Regions from separate parts of the Mus musculus genome. Here regions 1 and 2 are each linked to region 3. The links are chromatin loops, found by intact Hi-C in ENCODE. Cell type or tissue: gastrocnemius. All regions are shown on one strand. Region 1 overlaps Galnt10 (polypeptide N-acetylgalactosaminyltransferase 10). Region 2 overlaps Galnt10 (polypeptide N-acetylgalactosaminyltransferase 10). Region 3 has its middle 28 kb from the start of Galnt10.

What was found. Hi-C counts contacts between places; a loop is a spot of excess contacts. Peaks named below come from ENCODE experiments on the same cell type or tissue, not always from the same donor. Only the 100,000 strongest peaks of a DNase experiment are listed, where the experiment ranks them.
Region 1: a loop joins it to region 3, with 11 times the contacts of the local background. A loop is called at or near these places in 19 of 42 quality-filtered maps.
Region 2: it touches region 3 in a loop (2.0-fold over the local background); 8 of 42 quality-filtered maps call a loop at or near these places.

Annotation. Positions count from the first base shown.
Region 1 is chr11:57,775,249-57,783,248 of GRCm38, reverse strand. It overlaps Galnt10 (polypeptide N-acetylgalactosaminyltransferase 10), which reads right to left. Exons shown (of 12, transcript NM_134189.2): 8 at 5,511-5,618; 9 at 1,978-2,199; 10 at 927-1,043. Among named protein-coding and RNA genes, the nearest start is that of 2010001A14Rik, 22 kb to the left of the region's middle. In gastrocnemius, a CTCF peak has its summit at 4,694 (motif pointing right); DNase peaks (open chromatin) are centred at 4,694 and 6,501; H3K27ac peaks cover 466 bases.
Region 2 is chr11:57,720,235-57,728,234 of GRCm38, reverse strand. It overlaps Galnt10 (polypeptide N-acetylgalactosaminyltransferase 10), which reads right to left. Exons shown (of 12, transcript NM_134189.2): 2 at 6,838-6,940; 3 at 2,574-2,712. Among named protein-coding and RNA genes, the nearest start is that of Gm24582, 17 kb to the left of the region's middle. In gastrocnemius, CTCF peaks have their summits at 3,229 (motif pointing right) and 4,262 (motif pointing right); a DNase peak (open chromatin) is centred at 465; H3K27ac peaks cover 1,078 bases.
Region 3 is chr11:57,613,344-57,621,343 of GRCm38, reverse strand. No RefSeq gene overlaps it. Among named protein-coding and RNA genes, the nearest start is that of Galnt10, 28 kb to the left of the region's middle. In gastrocnemius, a CTCF peak has its summit at 3,583 (motif pointing left); DNase peaks (open chromatin) are centred at 3,160 and 3,608; H3K4me3 peaks cover 532 bases; H3K27ac peaks cover 595 bases.

The sequences.
Region 1 (8,000 bases), 160 kb before region 3:
TTAAATTTATTTGTATAGGCTGGGTGTGGTGCACGCCTTTATTTCTAGAATCCAGGAGGCCAAGGTAAGAGGATCTTTGTGAGTTCAAGGCCAACCTGGTCTACGTAGCAAGTTCCATGACAGCCAGGGCTACATAGTGAGACCTTGATTACAAAAAATATTTTTATTATTTATTTATTTTTTTAAAAAAGTATTCTTTTTCTCTCTCTCCTTCTCCCTCTCCCTCTGTGTGTGTGTGTGTGTGTGTGTGTGTGTGTGTGTGTGTGTTTCACCATGTGCCACAGCATGAATGTGTTGGTCAGGGGCAACTTTGGGGATCTGGTTCTCATCTGCTGCCCTGAGTTCTGGGGATTGAACTTTTTTTTTTTTTTTTTTTTTTAGCCCTGTAAGGCAGCAAGTACCTTTACTGGCTGGGTCATCTCACCGGCCAGCCCGAGGACTTTATAAGCAGAGTAAGACAGACACGGGGCAGGCAGCACATGCTGCCTGCGTTCTGAGGCGGTGCCTTCTATGAGTCATTATCCCGCAGAAAGATCCCTGATAGACCTGGCCAGAAGTCACACTCTTGTATCTGCAGAACCATGAGAACTTCAAGTATAAACTTTCATTCTTTATAAAGTACTCAGTACATGGCACTGAGTTTAATAACAGAAACCAGAGCAGATACATGCACGCACACTCGCGTATACACACATACACACACACACACACACACACACACACACACACACACACATGCACCCCTTATTAGTGAAATGAGCCAAAGTTGTCTATTGGTCCTAGGCATGAGGGCGGGAGTGTATCCGTCCAGGTGGTGTCACGTGCAGGAATCCCACCCCCCTTTCCCTGGTGCTCTGGGAGTTCTGAGACTCATCTCCTGGCTGACAACTGACCTGGGACCGAGAGCCCCTTTAAGTGGCCCTTACCTGCATACTGTTCCAAGCAGCCTCGCCTCGGCCCCGGATGCAGGTCTCGAGCCTCAGTGGGGAGCCCAGTGTGCCAAGCTTCGTGTCTGTGCACAGTCCTGTGCCCACATTGCGAATCTGAGGGAGGAAAGGGACCAGCCACTGAGACTCCTCGAGGTGTCCACTGGGCCCTGCCGGATGCTGGGGAGACTACGGCAGAAACCCCAGCCAGGCTGAACTTCGAACTGCCCGTGAGGAGCTTGCCCCAGGCTGCTGGGAGGTCCTCCGGGAGAAAGGAGAACCCTGTAGGGCAAGGTCCTTCTCTGGCCTCACACTGAGAGCACTCTATCCAACAGATCCAGGATCCATTTGACCCCAATTCCAAGGGCTTGAAGGGGACAGGTCTGTCCAGGGACAGTATCTGTCCAGGAAGCGATTCAAAAGGGATGCAAGATCTTTGCTGTCCACGTAGAATTATCCTTTCTGGTTAGAGAATGGCACAAGAAAGTGTGGGTTCTCCCCAACCCACTCCAAAGAACAAAAATGGCCCTGGCCCACACATCAGCCATGAAGGCTGGGGGTTGGGTTGGAGTTCTAGGCTGCACATTTGCTTAGGACGCACACATCACCCAGAGGCCAGGTAGCAACAGCAGGCTTCAAAGGTTCCGGTGAGAAGCTCGCAGGAGGGTGAGGTGGAGATGGGGGCCCTTCCTCAGTTGCCCTGAACCTGTTCTGTGTGCTCTTAGTCTGCATTTCCAATGGGGACCATAGGCTGTGTGCATGGCTCACCCAAGAGCACGGCTTAGAACGTGAAAGGTCCTGCGCTCCTGTCCCTGGCATCACAAGCCAAAGGACATTAGACACCAAACCAAATCCAGCAGTGTCTCATAGTCAAAAGGAAAAAATGGATGCTGACCCAGCGTAGCCACTCAGAACATTTAGTAGCACAACGGCACAAAATCAACGCCACCAGGACAGGGTCCAAGAGAGAAAGGGAAGAAAGGACTGTGACGTTTAGGCATTCCTGGGCACGTTCCTGCAGTGAGGGTCCAGCCCCTCCATTCACACTCACCTCCCCCCATGCCGCAGCCGGAGGTTCCACGGGTGGGTAGAACTTGGGCAGGTCCCAGGCAATTTTGGTCATAAACCACTTGAAGCTCTTACAGTTGAGGGAGACTCGGAGCTTTTTCTGGGCCACGACATCTCCAGCTGAGAGGTGGCGGTACTCCGGCCTGCGCTGGTAGATGTATTCTGCGTATTCATCCATCCATACCTCTGCCACTCGCTTCAGGTTCTGGAATGAGAGATGGGTGCAAGGGTCAAGCTTGCTGAGGAGCACAGGCTAGCCCAGAGCCATTTTGTCAGCCCCTGCACCTTATTTTTTGAGACAGGGTTTTTCACCGAGCCTGGAGCTAGGATAGCAACCAGCAAATCCCAGTTATCCCGTGTCTTTCCCTGGATCGGTGGTGGTTACAGGTGTCTGTGGTCTGGCTTCATATGTGGGTGCTGGGATCCAAACTCAGAACCCCATACCTGTACCCTGAATACTCTTAAGCCAGCTCTCCTGCTCTTCAAAGCCAATTTGAGTGGGACATTTAAAAAAATAAATTATTATTTGTTTTATGTATATGAATACACTATAGCTATCTTCAGACACACCAGAAGAGGCAATTGGATCCCATTACAGATGGTTGTGAGCCACCATGTGGTTGCTGGGAATTGAACTCAGGATCTCTGGAGGAGCAGTCAAGGCTCTTAACCCCTGAGCCATCTCTCCAGCCCGGTTTCTGTCATTTTTAACAACAGTTCCGATGGGATTCCATGACAAGAATAATTTGCACTCAGAAGGTCCAATCCCACCAGAAGGTGGGATCTCTAACAATCCTTAGAGGTTTGAGAGTTTTACTATGAGGCCTCAGGACAGCCAACTGTAAAACATCAACCAATGGCAACTGGATGTGGCCTTCCTTAGAGGGAGGTAGCCCTGGGCAAAGTGATGTGGAGACAGGAGGGTTGAGATCTTGTGCAGACTCCATTCAGAGCGAAGAGCACAAGTCTATGGGGTCCAGCAAAAGCCCCTGCTTGGAAACCTCTTCCTTCAAACCCAGGCCTCTTCCAATGGCCTGGACCCGCTTCCCCGCTTCCCCGCTCCCTCAGGACACCCAGGTAATTGGGTGGGCTCGACTTCTATCTCGAGGTTAAGCTGAGTTTCCCTCTGCAGTGTAACCAGTCGCACCTGTCTGTAAAGGTCTGCTTTAGGAGCAGACTGCATGGCGGGGCGGGGCGGGGCGAGGTGGCTGGACAAATGTTTTAGTGTTTTCTGGTGGGGATCTGCGTTCTGGAGACCAGATGGTCTCAAGGCACAGGGCTGTAAAACAGACAGGGCCCTATGTAAATGAGGGAGCAGGGCCGGGCGCCAATAAAACTTTATGATGTCAACCGCCATTTGATTTTCAAGTTGTCACAGATTCCCCTCCAATTGCTTAAAACTGTGAAAACTGTTCTTAGCTCATGAGCCAAGCAGAAAGTCACCTTCTCTGGAGCTTAGGGAGGCACGGTGACACCAGGGAGACCATGCATGGGAAAGAATCCTGTGGTAGATCCCCAGAGACAGCCAAGCTTCCTTGCTGCCACCGATACCACTGGAAAGAGAGTTCCTCTCACTGGGTGCCTCCACCGCAAATGCTGGGCCTGGTGGAAGTGGGAGGTCTCAGTGCCCTACACATCAGGAACAATCTAGAACACAGGGAAATCTCCGCTGGCCTGCATGTCAAGGCCTGGCCCCTCCGCCTGCTGCAGGGCTGCCTTTCAGTGACAGTGACAGGCTTGTGCAGTAAAAGACTGCACTGTTTATTCTAGAGGCAGATGTGCCACTCAAAGAGAGCATGCTGGCTCTCTCAGGGCCCTACTTGTCATTAGGAAGCAAGTGTTCTAGAAGCCTGTGAACTTTGTTGCCAAAACAGTAAGCCGACTTATTTCTGTCTTCCGAGACAGGGTCTCGATTGTGAAGCCTGAGTTGGTTTTGAACTCCCTGCTCCCTTTGTCTCTGATTCCAGAACGCTGGGGAGAGCAAACATGTTGCACGTGACCCGCAATTAAAGAAAGGGTGGCAGTGAGCTGTAGCCACGGTGGGTACAAGCACCTTGTGTACAGCCATACAGGCAATAGCTGGCCTTATAGGGAATAGGTGGGATGTACCACGGGGGCGGGGGGGGGGGGCTAGCTCACATCAAACACAGCATCTGACTGAGGACAGACAGATGGCCAAAGATGTTGAATACCTGAACGGGATTCAGCTGAGACACGGAGGCACCCTATCCAGCCCCAGCTGCTAACAGGGACGCAGCCACCAACCCCTGTGTGGGCGTCACGGCAACAGATGCAGGCGCTTGTCAGCCTTGAACTGGGCTGAGCTGGAGTTTGAGCTATTTGATGCATTTCATTTCCATCCAGGAAGCAGAGGCTAGAACCCTGGCAGAAGGGAGTTCACTGTGTCCCTGCTCTGCAGGGCGCCTGCTGAAAGGCAGGCTTGTGTGGTGGCTCTGCAGTCTTCTCTGGCTTGGGAAAGGATGCAGTTGGGGAGTGGGGCCCTGCTCGGGGGTCACTGTCCCCACGCTCCTGGTAGCCTCTAAGAGTAGCAGTCTCTAGCTTATGAAAAGACTGGTTGTTTTCCTGTTTGGAATTCCTCAGGGAGGGACAAAGGCATCTGGGAAGATGTCTTATCTGGAACCCAGCTCCCCTGTTAAGGGGCTGTCCACAGAGCAGCAGGCCTGGAGGCTGTCATTAGAGTCATTCACCACTAGAGGGCTCTGCTGCCCTGCCTTCTAGGCCATGTTCCGGCTCAGCAGTATTTGAAGTTGAGAAAAATGAATGAAAATGGCTCTCTGAGGGGGAACCGCTGGGAACTCAGGCCAGAGGGTCCCCCAAGGTTATTTTTGGGGTGTGTGGCTGCACTCTGGCCTCTCTAGTATCTCAAACATCACCGTGTCTTTTCAGAAGCGTCCCTTAGTTTTGAGGTTCCCTTTATTTAATTTATTTCCAATAAATTTTATTTCCCCAGTAAACGAACCCCATACTCCCTAATCTTGCTAATGATTATCCCTTGAAGTCAGCAGCCAACTTCAACCCCTGATATGGTTTTCAGGTCAATCACAGTTTTACATGTTTTGGGGGGAGGGTGAAGAAGATAACTATTTATTTACCACCCCCCTCCTGCCTCCCACCAAGGTTATCAACATAAAAGACCACCACTATGTCTGCTTGTCATGTTTCTTTAAATTACCCCGGTCAAGCTTTGTACCTCCACTAGCTCCACCACAAGTAACCCTCCTGTGAAATGACCAGTTCACTCCACCAACACATCAGTTTCCTGTCTTTTTTTGGTGCTGAAAGTATCAGAAAGGATTGAGTTTAATTTGTCGAAGCTCCAAACCCAGCCTCAGAGGACGCCGTCAGAGTCTCCATGTGGCCAGGCAGGGCTTCACCTAAGTTCCTTCTGGTTGGATTTCATTTGGAAATTGTCTACCAACCACTCAGCCTGGGGACCCAGGAGGCCTCCATGCTGCCAGAGGCTGTCCCCAATCCCCTGGAAAGCCACTAACTTACCCGGGCCAGGCTGACTCCGGCAGGGACCTTGTAGGGCACATACTTCCTGTAGATGTGGCCCACTCTGGAGCAGGGGATGTCCTCCATGCGGCCCCCACACATCCACACCTGTAGGGTGAGAAGAGAGGACAAAGGTGACCTAATGTCCCCATGCCCTCAGATGCCAGCATGCAGCCTGCATGGGCTTCACAGGTCCTGAACTCAGAATGGTGCAGAAAAATACTGCAAGGTGCAGAGAACGGCCAAGTGTGCACAGGGGCAGGCACAGACGCTGGGTCACGGACGTCGAAGGCCTGGCACCCAGTGGGCTGTGAGGGAAGGGAAGGCGGGGGGGGGGGGCTCTCGTCGGGGCATGACTAGACAGGATATCTTAATCCCATTCAACTTTACAAAGTTGGCTCTGCTCATGGGGCGTGGTGGGTGTGGTCCTGGGCAGATACTACAGTCCAGAATGGAGGCCACAGTGGCTTTGGGTGTGGAGGGTCCCAGCTGTTTCTGGGACGCCATCCACCGTGTTTTCACATTCTGTCTCCTGTGGATTGAGAGACTAGCACGGGATGACTCCAGTTCTGTACAGCACCCTTGCTGGGGCCCCACTGAGGGGCTGGGCTTCACATCCTAATCCATTCAGGGCTCTCAAAGGGTGAGAGGGTCTTTCTATCTCCTGCCAGGATAGATGTAGGATGTCCTTTGTGCCATTTCCCAGGGTGGGAGTTGTTTCAGAACGCAGGGGTGCTGTCTGGGCAGCGCAGTTCTATTCTGATGGTGGGGAAAGGAAAACCCCGGCTGGTCAATGGAACAGAACACTGGTCTCAAGATAATGGGCTCTGGATGCTAGATTAATGTCAAGGCCAAGCCAAGATCTGGACACTAGATTAATGTCAAGGCCAAGCCAAGAACTTTATTTTTAAAGCAGGAGATATTGATCAGCTGCCAGCCTCCCATCACCGCCACTCTCCCGTCGCCAGGGATTGATGGGTAAGCATGCTTTGCCAGGCAGGTATGCCTACTTGATGCCAGGCCACCCTCTGCCTTTCTGAGAGGTGGTGCCAAGCTGGTGGAGACAACTTGTGTATCCTGGTTTTGACCATCTTCTGTGACATGTGCACTAGCTAAAGCTGACCCAGCTCTGCTGTCCTTCCACTGTGCAATGGGCAAATGAAATCCAAAGCCTTCTTTTTCTTTTCTTTTTTTCTTTTTTTTTTTGCCAGGACCTCCAGCTCCTTTATCCCTGGCCACACCAGCCTGGCCACCAGCCTGATGCAACTAGGGTGACCTTGCTCTGCTGCAAGGTTTGAGGCAGCCAAGGTGTTCCCAGAGCTCAGGATGTCCTGAACTCACAGAGGACCTGGCTGGATGCTCTCCATGGATTCCTGCCCTGGATGGAGATGCGGAGGGCTGACTCAGAATGGGAATAAACCTGCTAAACCTTCCAGGCTGAACCTGCTGTTGACTACTGAGTCCATTGGACTACGCAAGATGCATCTTGCATAAGGTCATCAGCTTGAGAGCGGTCCCCATGGCTGACTTCCTCCTCTCGTCTCCCACCTCTTATCCTTGTCTCTCTCTCTACGGCTCTTCCCTCAGTCTGGAGAACTCCTTGTACCCTGAGCTCTGCTAGCTCCCTGCCTTCCTGCAGGCCCTGCCCTGACACCCCCAAGGGGCTTCTTGGCTCTCAGCAGGACTTGCACTTCCCTTCACTGCTTTCCTCTTAAACTAAACATAATTATGTGCACAGATGCATCTCGGCTGAGATCCTCCCGGGTGTCTGTGCCTGTCAGCACTTTCTCTGTGTGGAGGACAGTCCCACTCACTCCTCCTGGGCCCAGTGACCAGGCTAGCCACTTTTACTCCCTAGCCTTGAGGGCTGAGGTCTCAGGTCTTTCTCTTGGTTTTGAGAAAGGGTCTCATGCTCCTCTTAGCCAGGAGAGCAGTCATTGTCTGAAACAGAAGGGCCCAGCACATCCTTCTCTGGATGCAGCCTGCCTTAATTCTGCCTTGGATGAAGTAAAGCAGACAGCCTCACTATCATGATCTCCATCACCAATGTCTTCTGACACACATCTCTCAACCTCAGGAGTAGGGTCCCAAAACTGGGGTTGTCCCTTTTTGGGACAGAAAGCCAGAGACTCAGGTTGGCATTCTGAGTTGCTGCACTGGACACTGGCAGTCATGGTAGGGCCAAGCCCCAACCAGGGTGACCTTGCTCTGCCCTTAGTTAGTTACACTGCACCTTCAGGCCTTGCTCCCTTTACAGCCGATGAAGCTCCACACAGGGAAACTGAGGCCCGCTGCAGATAAGTTCCTCCCTAGCACACCACCCTGCTGGCTCCAGGAGGGCCAGGACTGCAGCTAGCCCTGGGACAGACGGGCAGCCGTCAGGTCACAAACCCTCGAGGAGCTTCCCACAGGTTCCCATAGGCTGCTGGTGAGCTGTAGGAGCCAGCCCTGCAGAGTGACCGACAGCAGACTGAGTGACTGGACCTGGCT
Region 2 (8,000 bases), 110 kb before region 3:
CATTTGGACTCTGTAACCTGCTGGAGTTGTAGAGAGTCTCTGGAGAACCTGGCCTAATACACTAATCCATACAGTCTTCTGTGGAAATCCAGAGTATATCAGAAATTATCCATGTTAACACAAAAGGAGAAACCAAGAAGGGGACATGGGAGTGGGGATGTGGTAGGTGAAAGGTTCCATTCGCATCTACTCCTTCCTGAAGTTCAATGATCGGGATGGAGTAGGTCGTGGCTGCGGGCTGCTGACATCCCTCCCCATTGTGGTTAGCTCTGCACTGGCAAACTGACCCTCCAACTGCATGGATCCCAGAGGAGCCTGCAGAACCTACTCACTTCTGCAGTCAAGACTCCCTTATGTCACCCGCTGTGGGTCCTGAAGAGCCCCTGTGTTTGGTTGCCAAGCAGCCCGGCTGGGTTTCCCAGCAAGTAGGGAAAGTGGGCCAGCCCACCAGCCAGCCCTTGTTCACGCTCACTTGGCTGGAGGTGCAGAGGGCAGGCCCGCTCAGAGCCAGCTGGCCACCTCCCACATGCTAGCCCAGCAAGTTGGGGCCAAAGTGCCTAGCTCCTGTTCTCTGTGGGTGTGTCTCCAGGGCAGCTTCTGGTGAGAATAGAGGCGACTGGTATAAGCAAACAGCCCCTCTATCCTGCACTTGGGGTGCTGCTGCCAAAAGTCAGCTTGAAGGCATGAAAGGAAAAGGGGAACCCCGGCTCCTGCCTGAGAAGTTGTTTAAGCTAAAAGAAACCAAAGGCGCGTGCTACACCACAGGTCTAATTTACTCATGTGCTCCCACAGACATACGGAAGGAAAACCTCCCCTCTGGGGAGAGAGAAGGTCTTCAAGGTAGCTAGCTGTCTATTTGCTTCTGGAAACTCAGCTTCCACACTTGGTGACTGGAAAAAGCAGGTGTTAGGACATACTCAACATTAGTAAGCAGGAGGCTAGTCGGGTGGTCAGGCTGCTACCTGAGGTGCCAGAAGTCTCCTGAGCTCAGACCCCTCCTCCCAAGCCGTGGACACATTTCAGGAAATGTGGAAGTTTAATGTGGAAGAAAAAAATATATACAAAATAAGAACGGAAACCTGTAGAGATGGCTCAGCAGATAAGGAGATCGCTATTGAGCCTGAGATTGCTCCCAGGAACCTACAAGGTGGAAGGAGAAAACTGACTCTGGTAAGCTCTCCTCTGACCTTCATAGGCATGCTGTGACATATGCACACACACACACACACACACACACACACACACACACACACACACACACACACACGAAATTTAAAAAAAAAAGAAAAAGGAAGTAAGCAAACCAGGCAGACACCGTTTCTAACTTTGGACTATTCAGTTGAGGATTTACTTATTTTATAATCATATAAAAATATCCCTCATGTAATCTATTTCCTCCTTAAGTCAGGGTAGCACTTAGTGAGTTACATGAGCTGGGCCTGATGACAAAGGCCTGTCATCCCTGCTATTCGGGAGGCTGAGGCAGGAGGACAGATAGTTGAAGGCCCACACCAGGAGAATATTGAGAGTCGATGATGAGTCGCTATGCTCCTTCCGAAGAGCTCAGGATGGTGGGCGGTTGGGACCACTGGAGTAAGATTTTTACAGTTACGACCATAGGTGCTCCTGGTGTCAGGCACAGGCTTGGTCTGGTAACACACATTGTCAGCTCACTGATCTGAAGCTGGAAATATCAGCGTGGCTGAACAACACTCTTGTATGTCAGCAGAAGATTCTACATCATGAAACAGTAAGTCCAACAGGCAAGCACCCTGGGTTCCTCGTCTGTCTCCTCCGTGTAAGAGTTTGATGCAAAGGGTCTGGTCCCGGGGGGACAGCCTGTCTTCCAAGCGAGGCTTCCTGCCTGTGTGGTTTCCTATTCTACCCTCTGTCTGCATCAGAGTCACCTTTCAGGGCTTCTGAGGACACTGCTGGCTGATGGCCTCCAGTGCTTCAGGACAGTTAATCTGCATGGAGGCACAGGAGTGAGCTGGAGAGAGCCCAGTGGGGGAAGTGACTGCTGAGCAAGCCAGACGACCTGGGTTTGAATTCCTAGAATCTACAGAAAAGCTAGACACGGGTGTGGACCACCTGTCATCCCAGCACTCCACCAGTGAGATGGGAGGAGGGGAGAACTCCTGGGAGCCGGCAGCAGCTAGCCTGTTGTATACATGGTGAATAACAATCAGACCCTGTCTTGAACAAAGCAGAAGGCAAAGACCTACACCAGAGGCTGTCCTCTGACCTCCACATGTGTTGTGGCACACATGGCCCTCACCCACTCTCGCAAGTGTGACAAATGCCCAGGTGAACCGATGGCAGTGTTCTGCAGACACTTGGAGAATTGCTGGTTCCTGTTCTGAGGGAAGGATCACCCTGGTGCACCATCCCCAGACACTCCAGCTCCATGCTGCAGAGGGTCTGACTGCTCAAGCCTCTGCAGGGGCTCTGTTCCACCTGGCAGCCGGCTGGCAGCACCTCAGGTGAATGCTTGTTTTAATGAACTCGTGCAACCCAGAGCAATGGGCAAAATCCTTAGTTAGACAGCAGAAGATGAGAGACGTGACACTCACTTTGGGTGCCGGATATCGGGGAGAGAGCGATTCAGGGAGATTTTATCACTGACGTAGATGTTAAATCCATTTTCCCGGTACGCCTGGTCCACTCTCTCGGCATCGGTCATGGGGTAAGGCTTCCCCTGTTCTCCATATCCTAGAGGCAGAGAGCAAATTCAGTGTTGCTGGTTTACCTGACATCTACAGGGGTTGAGACTGGGGGGGGGGGGAGGGGGGAGAAGAATGACAGGACCTCAGAGAAAGCCTTACACCTGGGGCTGGAGAGATAGATGGCTCAGTGGTTGGCGCACTGGCTGCTCTTGCAGAGAAACTCAGACTTGGGTCCTAGCACTCACATGGTGGCTCACAACCACCTGTAACTCAAGCTCAGATGCCCTCTTATGGCTTCTATAGGCATTGCACACCATGTGCTACACAGACTTACATGCAGGCAAAACACTCATATGTATAAAATAAAAACATCTAAAAAGTTAAAAAAAAAATCTTATGCCTAGTCATGGGTCACACTAATTACATCTGCATTATTGTGACCAAGGACCTGAGAAAAGCAACTTAATGGAGCCAGAGTTTTATTCCAGAGAGTTCTGTCCATTGTCACATGGCTCTGTGCTTCCGAAGCAGTACTCCGTGGGAGATGGCAGGAGTGTGTGGAAGAGGCTGCTACCAGCAGGGGGTGCAGGAAGCAGAAAGAGGGAGTATAGGAAGAGGTCAGAGTGATATTCAGTCCCAAGGATACGCTCTACTTTCTGCACAGAGGCCCTGCCCCTTACTTTTGTCTTCTCCCAAACTGTCGTTGTATCAGTTTCATCACTGCTGGGTCCCAAACCCTGCTGATGGTGTTCTGGGGGGCTTCAAAATATCCAGCCACACCTTCCAGAAACATCTCTCTCTTCCAAGGGCTTCTTTGGAAAGTGGACAGACCACTCACTGCTCTCACAAGAAGCCATGCCCTCTCCCTCCCTCTGCTACCTGGACACTGGAGAGACGACCTGACGACAGGCAAGCACTATGGACGGCTACTAGACTATATTATATATTAACTAAGCCTCCTTAAAGGCTGTGCAAAGAAACCTTTAAGGATGGACACCATGCTTTGTCTGTTGAGACTGAAGACTTTCTCTTCAGGCCCTCCCCAGACCATCTTCGACAGTAATAAATCTCTTCCCTTGACAGTAATAAATCTCTCTTCCCTTGACAAGGAGTTCATCTTGTTGCCTTTCTCTCCAACCCATGTCTTCTAGTAGCTCATCTTCATCAGGTCAGTGCTCCAAAGATCTGCTTGTCTCCCTCACAGACACACCCAGAGTGAGTTCTACTAACCTAAGCACGTCTTAAAAAACCCAGATAACCAAGATTTAAAAGAATACATTTTCTTCTACTTTTAAAAATCATGTGGGGGCTGGAGAATGGGTCAGCAGTAAAGGACACTTTCTCCCAGAGGATCCGGGTTTAGGTGCCAGCACCCATACTGCAGTTTACGGCAACCCATAACTCCGGTTCTAGGGGATCCCATGCCCTCTTCTGACCTCCTCAGGTACCAGGCACACACGCAGTACCCATACATACACACAGGCAAAATACTTGCACATATAAAATGAAAATAAATTTAATTTTTACAAAAATGTTGTGTGTGTGTGTGTGCATATCTCTGTGTGTGGGTATGTGCAGATATGAGTGCAGGTGCCTGTGGAGGCCAGAAGGGGGCCTTATGTCCCCTGGAGCTGAAACTGTAAGGCAGCTGTAAACTGCCTGACATGGCTTCTGGGACCAAACTTATTATATTTGTAAGAGCAGCAAATGCTCTTACCTGCAGAGCCATCTCTCTAGCTCCCCAACAATCAATATGAACTTCACCTAAACATTTTCCCCAAATTGTGCAGTGGAAGTGAGACGAGGGGGAGGGGTGCCAGCACTCATGTGGCCAGGGTCCTGTTCTGTACTCCACTGATCTTTTCCCTGGAGTCCCCATAGCAACCCTGTAGAGTGGACTTGAGAACTGTCACTCTGAAGGTATACTGAGACTCATAAAAGGTTACAGAACCAAGTTTGAGGGCCGAAGCCCATGCTCCCTGCACTCCCTCCAGAGCTAGATCCCCCTGCCTGCTCACTTCTCCCAGACAGGAGGCAGGTCTGCTTTCTCTGAGCGGAGGAACCCTCAGCTAGAATTGTCTTCTCTGGTACCAGCAGCAAGCATGTCTAGGGCAGTCAAACGAGAGGCTACACAGCGATAACTTTCTGTGAGTTGTCAATCGCCAGATAAACCTGAGTCGATCTGATTATCATCACCTAAGTGAGGCAAATGTTCTGTGTTAATCAAAAATGCCATAAACAAGGGCTGGGATGTAGCTTAGTGGCAGAGTGTTTGCCTAGCACCTATGAGGTACTGGGTTGGGGCTGGATCCTCAGTCCAGCTGTAAATAAATAATGAGTAATTTTTAAAAATGCCATGATGATAAAAGACGATTTGATTTCTCTCTAAACTTGAGAGATAACTTAAGAAAGATAACTTAAGAGTAACCATATCTACTACGCCAGGTCTGCTTGGAAAGTTCTGTTGTAAGTCCCAGATTCAGTGGACAAAGGGTTGGCACTCTCTGTGCCATCCGGCTGAGAAGGGTCTCTAATGCTCCGACAGCATGTTCTCTGGGGGAATCCCATGAGCTTCTGGAGACTGAGGGTGGACACAACCCTGGGAGAAGCATCTCGGGGGTCTGTAGGACTGTGTCTAACAGTCAGCCACTCCAGCGGCTGCTTAGAGCCAACCACTCTCTGAGTGTTGCAAAAATCAAGGTCGCTGAGGCTGCTCAGGTGCAGGAGGTGGAAAGAGGTCTGACCTCTGCTCAGAACAAGGCTCCAGGAGACCTGCACAGCCATAGTCAGCCCCAAATGCCGAGCAGAGGAGATGGGGCAAAGGCCAGCCAGCTGGACCTCAGGGCAGCATCCTGGCCATGTTGCGGCTTCTGTCTTCTCAACAGACAAGGTCTGTGATTGGAGGAGGCCTCTTGGTGTGGAAGACCCAGTGTGTACTTAGCACTCCTTGGTTTTATTAAATCACTTTTTCCTGTTTTTCTTTTTCTTTTCTGTTTTTTTAAAATAATTAGGCAACTTCATAAATTACTTAAAAATATTTACTCTTTAATACTTATGCATAATTTTATTTCAAACAAACAAGAAATCACACAGCCTTTTGCTTGTCTTAATCTCTCTGCTGTTCTTTCTTCCCTTGCCAGGCAGTCCTATAAGGATATTCTAATAATTCAGGCACAACTGTCTGGCCAGCTGTGTCTTTGCAGATGTTTCCTTTCTTAATTTAAAGGAGGACCCTTCTAGCTTCACTTAGCATTCCTGGCACACAGAGCGCCATGTGTCAGGGCTGGGGATGCTGTGGGCATCAGCTCAGTTATTACACCTGCTCTCTTTAGAGCTTTGTGGTGAGTTGGTTCTGTCATGAATAATTTAGAAGGGACACCTTTAACCCAGATCACCACACACCATTTCAATCCCTCTTGCTACTGTATCCACTTTCCACTCAAGCAAAGCAACATTATAGCCATCTTCTCCCTCCACACCCTTGGAACAAGCTGACTGTGTGAGGTCATCAGAGGCTCAGGAATGGTGGAATTCAGTGGCGACCCCACAGCCTTTGGGGGAGGGGGGTTGCAGCTGCTCTCCCGACCTTTGCCTGGACTCTGCAGAGAAAAAACCTCTACAGTCTCTGTATAGATATTCGTGTAGGCCCTTCCCCCATCTGCCAGCCATACATGAATGGCGACAAAGCCCTATTAGCAAAAGGAATCAGTAGTTGGTGAAGAACTGCCTCTGCCTTCCAGTTCTGGGTTCGAGTCTCAAGTTGGCCTTACTCTCACCCTGCGTGATGACTGGCAGGTGGCAGCATCTCTCTGGGGTACAGATTTCCTCTTATTCAGCCAGCCATAAAGGCCTGATCAGGTTGAAGAGGGTGGAACTTGCTTTGAGATCAATCCCTGTCGTTTTGAAACATTGCTCCTTCCTTTGGGATGGGACTTGCTAGGATGGAGACACAGTCACGTGCTGATATGTAGGTGGCAGGGCGAATGTGAAGTCAGTGGATCTGGTGCTGACAGCTGAGGTCAGATGGGTGAAAGGTAGGTACGGTTATTAGGAAAGACGGTGGCAGGCAGGAAGTGAACAAGGGGTCCAGACACCTCTAACACATTCAGCACATGCGCATACACCCATGGCACACTTACACGATGCCCACACTCGGCCGCGCCCTCCATACCTACGCGCTGTGCGTCCCTCCTGATAGCCTCCTTGTTATGCCAGTCCTTCAGCCTTTGTTCAGCTCCCAAGAAAAATGTCTTTTTTTGTCGACTGTGTAATTCCTTCAGAAATAAAAGAAGAAAATTAAGACAAAGAAGAAACTATGAAAAAGAAGAAAAAGGGAATATTGGCAATAACAATGGTCCAGAGGCTACACTGCTTAAGGAGAACACTATTGCCTGTCCAGCCCTCAGCATCTTCCTGAGTGCCAGCCATGTGCCTGCTAGATGGGCTGAGGCCAGGGGGGACACAGAAGCTCAGTACAACCCCTTGGAAACTCACCACCCAGGAGAGGAAGGAAAGACGGGCACACTCATCCACAGGACAAAGTGCCCAGTGTGTTGCTGCCCAACGGGAAGGTACTGAGACAGCCCTGGTAGGCAAAGCAAGCTGCTTTCCACATTGAAGAAAGAAAACGAGGCGTGGCGGTAAGCCCCTGTAATCCAAACACTCGGGAGGTAGAGGCAGGAAGACCACCAGCTCTAGGCCAACATAGCCTACACAGTGAGACAATGTCACAGGCCAAAAGAAAATAAAAATAAGCAGAGGCTAAGGGGTGTAGTTCAATGGTGGAGTGCTTGCTTAGCGTTCATGAGGCCCTGGGTTCGGTCCTCAGCACTCCAAAGGAACAATCAAGAAATACATGATGTTAGTTTGAGTAACGTATTTATTTTTTAAGGATGTATTTAATTTTGATGTGTGTGTGTGTGTGTGTAGGGATATTGCTGTAGAGGCCAGAAGAGGGCATTGGAGCCCCTGCAGCTGGAGTTACCAGCAGTTGGGAGCTGCCAGTCACAGGTGCTAGTCCTGAAGGTAGGTCCTCTATAAGACCAGGGCACCCTCTTAACCACTAAGCCATCTCTGGAGCCCCGATACATTTCATTGAACCTAACCCACCTTCTTCGAAAACATTAGCATTTCGACATGCAGTCCATATAACACATAATTGTGGCATTTTACTCTCTTTTTGGACTAAGACTTTGACCTCCTCCTGGCTTCATGCCAATTCAAACCCCTTTCCTTGTGCTCTGGAACCGCAGGTGGCTGACTGCCGGCTACAACCAGGGCAGAGCCTCGGAAATGAGTGTCAGGTGCTGGGATGACACACTCCTGCTTGCCCAG
Region 3 (8,000 bases):
GAAACAAAAATAATAATAAAAAGTCAAAAACCCAAATGTAACTGGACTAGGGTGACTAGAAGTCTGCAGCCAAGGGGCTAGCTCTGGGTGCCACCTTCTGTGAATGTCACCAGGGTTTGTTTCTGCCACCTCTCAGCTTCTCTTTCTTTTCTCTATGTCACGCGATGGTTAATCTTCACTGTCAACTTGACTGGATTTAGCATCACCATGGAAACACATCTCTGGGCATGTCTATTAAGGTGATTCCAGAGAGGTTTAACTGAGGAGGGAAGACCTGCCTTGAGTGTGAGGGGGTGCACTACTCCCTGGGGTTCTGTCCTGGCCTTAATAAAAAGGAGAAAGAGAGATGAGCACCAGTAGCCATCTCTCTCGGCTTCCTGACTTCAGTTACTATGAGACCAGCTGCCTCAGGCTTCTGCCACCATGACTCCTCAGCCATAAAGAACTGTACCCTCAAACTGCAAGCCACACCAACCCCTTCTATCCCTAAATTACTTCTTATCAGGTGTCTTAGTTAGGGTTTCCATTGCTGTGAAGAGACACCATGACCAAGACAACTCTTATAAAGGACAATATTTAATTAGGGCTGGCTTATAGGTTCAGGGGTTTAGTCCATTATTATCAGGGTGGGAAGCATGGCAGCATGCAGGAAGGTGTGGCACTGGAGAAGGAGCTGAGAGTTTTACATCTTGTTCCAAAGGCAACTAGGAGAAGATTGGCAACCTCGGGTAACTAGGAGTAGGATCTCAAAGCCCACTCTCACAGTGACACACTTCCTCCAACAAGGCCACACCTCTTAATAGTACCACTCCCTGAGCTAAGCATATTCAAACCACTGAATCAGGTATTTGGTCATAGTAACAACGAAAGTAGCAAATAGCCAGCTTTCTTTCCTAGCAGGTTCTGTCCATCTGGTAAACCTCAGAAAACCCAGGCTCATGTGTGGACAGCTTAGCCACTCCCAGGGAACGAACAGCTCTTCCACAGTTCTGGCAGATGTCTTTGGATTCTGGTCAGTCTCAGGTGACCATTTCAGAATCAATCATGAGGGGATGGGACTGGAACACTCTCATTGGTTAGGCCTGTGTCATCTGCTCACATGGATAGATCAGACAGGCTTTCTAGTGTTGTAGTAAATATTTACTATCAGTTGGTGATTTCTACCCCACCTTTGATCAGTTGGTTCCCAGATAACAGACACAAAACTTTTATATATATAATTAGCCTTAATCAGCACTAGAGCTGGGAAGATATCAACCCTCTATGTCTAATTTGTCTTCTTCCCTATAAATAACTCCCAAATATGACTTGCTGTGTTCTGCCTGGGCTGCTCTTGCTCCGACTGGCCAACCCTCATGGCCAGTTCTCATGATCCCTTACCCGATAGCATCTTCCTATTTTAATTCTCCTCTCTCTTTTTCTTGTGGTCCTGCCTCAGACCCCAAGCCTACCCAAGGAACCGAAACAATGCCTACCTCTCTTCTGCCCAGCTTTAGGCTGTAGGCATCTTTATTTAACCAATAGTTTCATATTAAGGAGCAAGGTTACATAGCATCATTTAGTATACCTGAGGATTTCCTTGTCCTTTGGGGGGCAACCAGACCTGGGGGGGGGGCAGTATTTAGCAGTAGAATACATAGCAGCAGACCAAACTTCAACACTCTAGAGTCACACAGGCTGGTAGTTAGTGAAGGACAATCCTCATGAACAGAGTGGAGATCTGAAGGAAAGAAAGGGAGAAAGGCTGAGTAGTTTTAGAGATCAGTTTCCTCCAAAATGAAACATCCCTCCAAGGAAGAGGAAGAAGAGGAGGAAGGTGAAGAAGAGGAGGAAGAGGAGGAAGAGGAGGAAGAGGAGGAGGAGGCTTACTACGATTAGGAGGTAAACAAACTTCACAAGTTTAGGAAAGCTGAAACTGCTAAGATTCACGAGCCCTTCCTCAGAGTCACGGGAAGCAGTAGACAGCCACCAGACAAGAAGACTCTGACCATCTAAGCTGCTGAAAGGACGTTCTTGGACCCAGGGAGATGCTTCCTGGTGGTACAAGGAGCTCCAGGGTCCCAGCTTTTGTGAGTCTGGGTGAGCATTTCAGAGATAGCTCCTTTTGAGTCATTCCTGCTTCTATAAGTGACCCCTTACCCACCGGGCCTGGGCAGCACTGTAGAGCTGGCCCTGGTGGCATGGATGCAGGTGAGCAGGAGAGCTGACCCTGCCCCTTGCCGGCTACAGCATTGGTTAATCTAGCCAGGTCAGTGCTGGACAGCTGGCCCTGGTGGTGTGTGTCTGGGAGAGCAGGTGAGCTGACCAATTCAGCTACCACCCAGGCCCAGATATCCAGGGCTCTGAGTAGGTCCACCCAAACATCTACCTATGAGCTGTTAGAGCACATGAAAGGGCCGGTTCTGCTGACCCAAAACTGCAGGATCTCTATGACACAGGACAACAACATGATATCTGGAAGGAGACCAGGTGAGGATCCAGTATTGATGGTATAACAGAAGCCAGAGCCTTGAACCAGACCAGTGACTCATTGCATTAAACATTTGCAAGAAGTGTGGATGAAAGAGTTTACTGTGGAGCACACTGTGACACACTACAACTTCCATGATGAGAGGCTGTTATGTTTTGTTTTATTTATTTTTATTTTGTGGGTTGTTTTCTTTTGTGGGGGAGGTTGCAAGGGCAGAGGGTGGATATGAAGGGTCTAGGAGATGAGTAAGGCTAGGGTAACAAAGGCAACAAAAATAATCTAGGCTACAGGAGACCCCGTGTCAGTCCACCCCCACTTACCCCAAACAAGAATCAGGACAACAGCAACACACTACAGCAAACCAGAGGAAGTGTGAGCATGCCTGCTCAGAAAGCCCAGGGAGACATGGCGGTCACCCGCCAGAGGCTCTTCTCAGGGTGGTTGACAACTTGTATCATATGATGGACATCTGAGATAAATACTTCTCTGATTGACATTAGTGGCAACCGAGCAGGTGTCAATAGAGTGGAAGTCACATGTCCTGATCACACTAATCTAAGGGGTCCAATGAGACACTGAAACTCGAGAGCCACCGTGTGTTCTAGAAGCATCCAAGAGTCATCTCATAGCCAAAGGCCCCCCAGGCAGAATTTCCAGCGCAACAAAAGTGTCTGGGAGAAGGACTTCCCCCAGGCAGCTGTCCAGGACAAGGAGCAGGGAGGTGGAGCCTGCATGAGGATCACTGACAAGGCAGGTCAGGCAGGACAGGACGCTGTTAAGACCGCAAATGGGTTCTGAGAAGTGTCTGCTTGTGGGTAATTATCCTCGGCGTTTTCCTGCACTCCAGATCTCATAAAGAGGTTTCAAAGACCGGTTCTCTGGGGACTGTTTTATCAAAAGGGATTTAACATGAGGAAAAGCATCTAGATCAAACCCAGCTACTAATTGAAACAGCAAGATCTGAAAGAAAAAAAAATAGTAACAGGAGTTTCTGAAGCAGTGGAGAAACGAGGTGAATATGCAGATTGACCAGAAACCTCAGGGCTGTGGGACTGGGGAATATGGACTTGGAACCTAAACCTGCTGGCTGGTGTGGGAAACACGGGGCGCCACCTGCTGTCTTTATAATTGAGTCACTTATTTCAGGCAGCACATTGGTCGTTTGCCGACCACACACTTCATTCACTGCACACTGGGACTGAGTGAGCACCCGGCCCAGCCTGCCTTAGTCACCTTGATGGGTAGGGGAGGTGTTTCTTTTAGAAGCCTGTGGTACTCAATCCCCCACTCGGCCATCTTAGCTGGAGGAGCCGCTTCCTCATCTCCCTACCCCTGTGTCGTTCCCCCCCCCCAAAACCCCACCGGTTCATTTCTGACGGTTTGGTTTTACTCTCAGGTCAAATTGGGAGTAAGAGTCTGAAGTCTGGAGAAATAGCTCCGTTGGTAGAGGGCTTGCCTGGCAGGCATGAGGTTCTAGATTCTGTCCCCAGCAAGAGTAAACTGAATATTATTGTGCATGCCTGCAATCCTGGGGTTTAGGAAGTGGAGGCAGGAGGAGTAGGAGTTCAAGGTTATCCTAGGTAGCATTGAGAGATCAAAAACTTCCTGGGATGTGTGAGACTTATCTGTGACTTAAAAAAACAAAACCACCACCAACAAAATATCTATTCATGAACAGGAAGAATGCCGTCCTTCCCCGGCTCTCCCAATAGCCACACAGTGATCAGATCTTGGCCTTGACTCTCACAAGCTGTGTACCTGTGAGCAGGTAGCGCATCCACACTTTTCTTCAGCTTCCTTATATGTGAAATAGGATAAAATGTGTGAGGGCAGGCAAGATGACTCACAGGCAACAGTGCTTGCCATTAACCCTAACAACCTCAATTTGACCTCCGGAAACCTCATGGGGGAGAAAACCAACTCCTAAAAGTTGTCCTTTGACCTCCGCATACATGGGATGGCTTGGATGAATCACATGCACACACACACACACACACACACACACACACACACACACACACACACACACATTCACATACTATATATATGTGTATGTGTAAGATAAATAATAAATACAATGTAATTATGTTTTAAAATAGAAAACTATATGGAAGGTGCATGGAGACATTATAATTAGAGCACAGGGTGGGAGTGGGGCTATTTGTCAGAGGGTGGCTTACCATAAATTTGAGTAGTTGTAGGCTTCTGTTTGCCTCTCCCGAATAGAATACCTGAACTCCAGCAGAGCTGTCTGACCCATCCCTATATCCCCAACCTTACTCAGTGTCTCAGTCACTGTTTTTGTAATGTTCTAAGGAATAAAAGACCCACCCCACAGTGCGTGGTAGGATTGGGGGGTGGGGAAAGTGAGGAATGCTGGGGAGAGCAGGTGCTCTTTGGAGGTTGCCTCCCAAACACCTCCAGCAGCTTCCTGTACTTGAAGCCACCATAAAAAGCATCCTTAAAATGGAGGCAAGCAGGAATCAGGAGAGATCTAGAGCCCAGCCTCAACCTTGGCGCTATGCTGTAGCATGCCCAGGGAAGAGAACAAGAAAGCAGGCAGGCAGGTACAGGAGCCCACGGGAAGGCAGAGGCAGGGTGAGCAATCAGAGGTGCTCCAGGTGGACATTTAGGAGGCCGAGACAGAGCCGGGGACACCGATGGTTGATAGACACATCGTAGAAGCTGAAGAAGCAAAGGAGGGAAGACAAGTGTTGGGCCTGGCAGGGAATCCTCCAAAGGCTGACAGGCTACAGTTGGCTGGTGATTAATGAGCAGCGAGCGTTTCCTCACAGCAGAGCCTCCATGGAAGCGGCTGGAATGGGACTCCCAGCTCTCAGAGTTTCGGAGATCGCGGTGCATAGGAAGGAGTTCAGCCTCCCTGTCTATCTCGCAAGCTTTAAACAGCGACCGGTGAGAGCAAGTTGGTGGCTCAAGCCTGGAATTCCAGAGCTAGCATCAGCTACACAGGAAGCTCAAGGCTATGTAGGTTTCTTTGTCTCACACATTCCATCCCAAACGTTGAGACCCACACGGGAAGTTTTGACTCAAGATTGATGGCATTGACTAGTCTCCACCTCTCCCCTTTCCTCTCCTCTTCTCTTCATTCCTCCCCTCTTCTTCCCTTCTTTCTTCCTTCCGCCATCCTTATCCCTCCTCCTCCTCCCCCTCCCCCTCCTCCTCCTCTTCTTCTTCCTCCTCCTGTTCTTCCTTCCTTTTGAATTATTCAGCATACAGAAAATACAAGGCGCACAGGACCACAGAGATCCAATAGGACATGATTCTTAACTTCTAAAGTGTCCTCAGTGGCAGCTCGTGAGAGGAAAGAAGCCGTCAGCAGGATGGGGGTGGGGGTGGGGGGTACAGTGTGGTTCTGCTTACGACATCAGTGTTCAATTTTGTTTGTGTGAGCTTCCTGGGTATGTGGAGAGGCGGGCACGGAATGAGCCAGGCGACAATGATCAAATTTGCAGCGGAAGCTTCTGGGGGATGGGTAGAGATGGAATCTGAATGGAAACTGAGGGGCTTCATCTGAATGAATGTGAATGAGGTGGTCCTTATTTTACTTGAGGGGGCGGGGAGAGGGAAATGAGATGACTCTGCGAATAAAGGAGCTTGCTGCCAAGCCCGAGGACCTGAGTTCAATACCCAGAATTTCCACATGGCCAAAAGAGAGGATAGATTCCCCAAAGTTGTCCTCTGACTTCCACATAGGTTTTGGGGCATGGGGGTACTCTCTCTCTCTCTCTCCTATAATAAATGTTGAAATGAAAAGGAGGACTATCTAATGGTGTTTCAGAGCAGCCACTCTTAAATCGTTCCTGTCAGTTTCTCATGTTAAAGCAAAGCAGCTCTGTAAGTGTGTGATCCAGCACATTTTTTTTTTTCAAAAGCAGATGCACCAGCCACGAGGCCTCCGTGAGGCACCCTCTCTTACAGCCCTGCATCTTTCGTCCCTCTGGTCACAGTCTGAGTAACAGATTCTCCGGAACTGTTTCAAGCTGGCCCATGCTCTCGGCGGCAAGGTTCGATGAGGCGCGGGATTAACTGCTATGCGGCAGAGGCTTCAGTCCCAGCAAGAGAGTGCTCCCACCAGTCCTCACATAACGGGGACTAGATATGAGAACGTGGGAGAACTGGGCATGTTTACATTAGATGCCAGCTGTACAGGGACATGTGGTGACTTCCTGTATCCTGTGTGACAGGAGCAAGTGATTAGACCTTTTTTGGTTTCATTGTTTTGAGAATAAGTAACCCTGGGTTGGACTTGAACTTACTATGTGGCTGAGGATGACCTTGGAGCCCTGGTCCTCCTGCTTCTCTCTCAAAAGGGCTAAGACTTAAGGCCTGTGCCCCTGAGTCTGGATCAAGTGTTTAGATCCTTTAAAGGCCTTCTGTCCACGTTTGCACAACAGAAATGATTCCTATCTCATTGCACTGTCATACATATTACATGAGTTGTGTGCATAAGTGCCTAGCCCATTGCACTGGGTAAGGAGCTGTAAACAGCTACTTCCTGTTGGGACTGCAGTCGCTTTGGGGAGCACTTTCTGTTCTATCAGCAGGCCTAGCTGTGGAGGGATAGAAGCTTGCAGTATTTGACCAGTGCTCTCTACGCAGGCAAGGACAAATAGGGGGAAAAATTTCTGCATTATAAGGGCACACCTGTTACACATGTTGCAGAGTGGAACCTGCAGTTTCTGTATGGATGGCTCAGCACACATACTAATGCTTTGCTTGTTCTCAGTTTGCCCCCAGCCCAGGCGGTGCTGGGAGGCATACAGAACTGCCGTGGCCCAACACGAACCACGCTTACAGCTGCACAAAGACCAACAATGAGGGACAGAGTCACATGGACGAAGCTGACTACCTGACCAAAGGAGCAGGGCAGAAGTGTGGAATGACTGAGTTTTGTTCTATTCTCTGTATAAGCAGCTGGCTGGAGATGGGATGAAAGGCAGTTTGCTGAGGTGTATTTCTGCTGCCTTTCTTGGACCTGCAGCTCTCAATGAAGTACCACTGAAAGGTTTTGCCTACAGTGTAGGTGATAACAGGTGGGCACACAGTCAGGGAACTACACCCCAGAGGTGAGCATTTGAGAGAGCAAGCAACAGAATCAGGTAAGAAGCTGAAGCTCAGAGAGAGGGAGAGAGATAGAGAGAGAGACCCAGAGAGAGAGAGAGAGACAGATAGACAGACAGAGACAGAGAGACAGACTGTGGTGTGTGTAGGTGGGAGACAGAGATGAAGGCTGTGCTGTGCCCCAGGTTCCGACTTTCTGCCTAGAATCTAAGGACATCCCTCTAGCCTTGCCCACTAGAACTTCCAACACACCTTCAACAGGCTCCAAGCAGAACTTCAGTTAATTCCTAAGACCCAAAGATAGGCAGTTCACTTGGCCTTCATCACAGAGCCAGTCCAAAACATTCATAGGAAGCTACCCCAAAGCCTAGTAGAGGCCAGTAAGGTCTTGCCAGGGCTTTAGTTTCAGCCTCCCCCAGCAATTATCTCAGAGCTCCTGGAAAGTCTG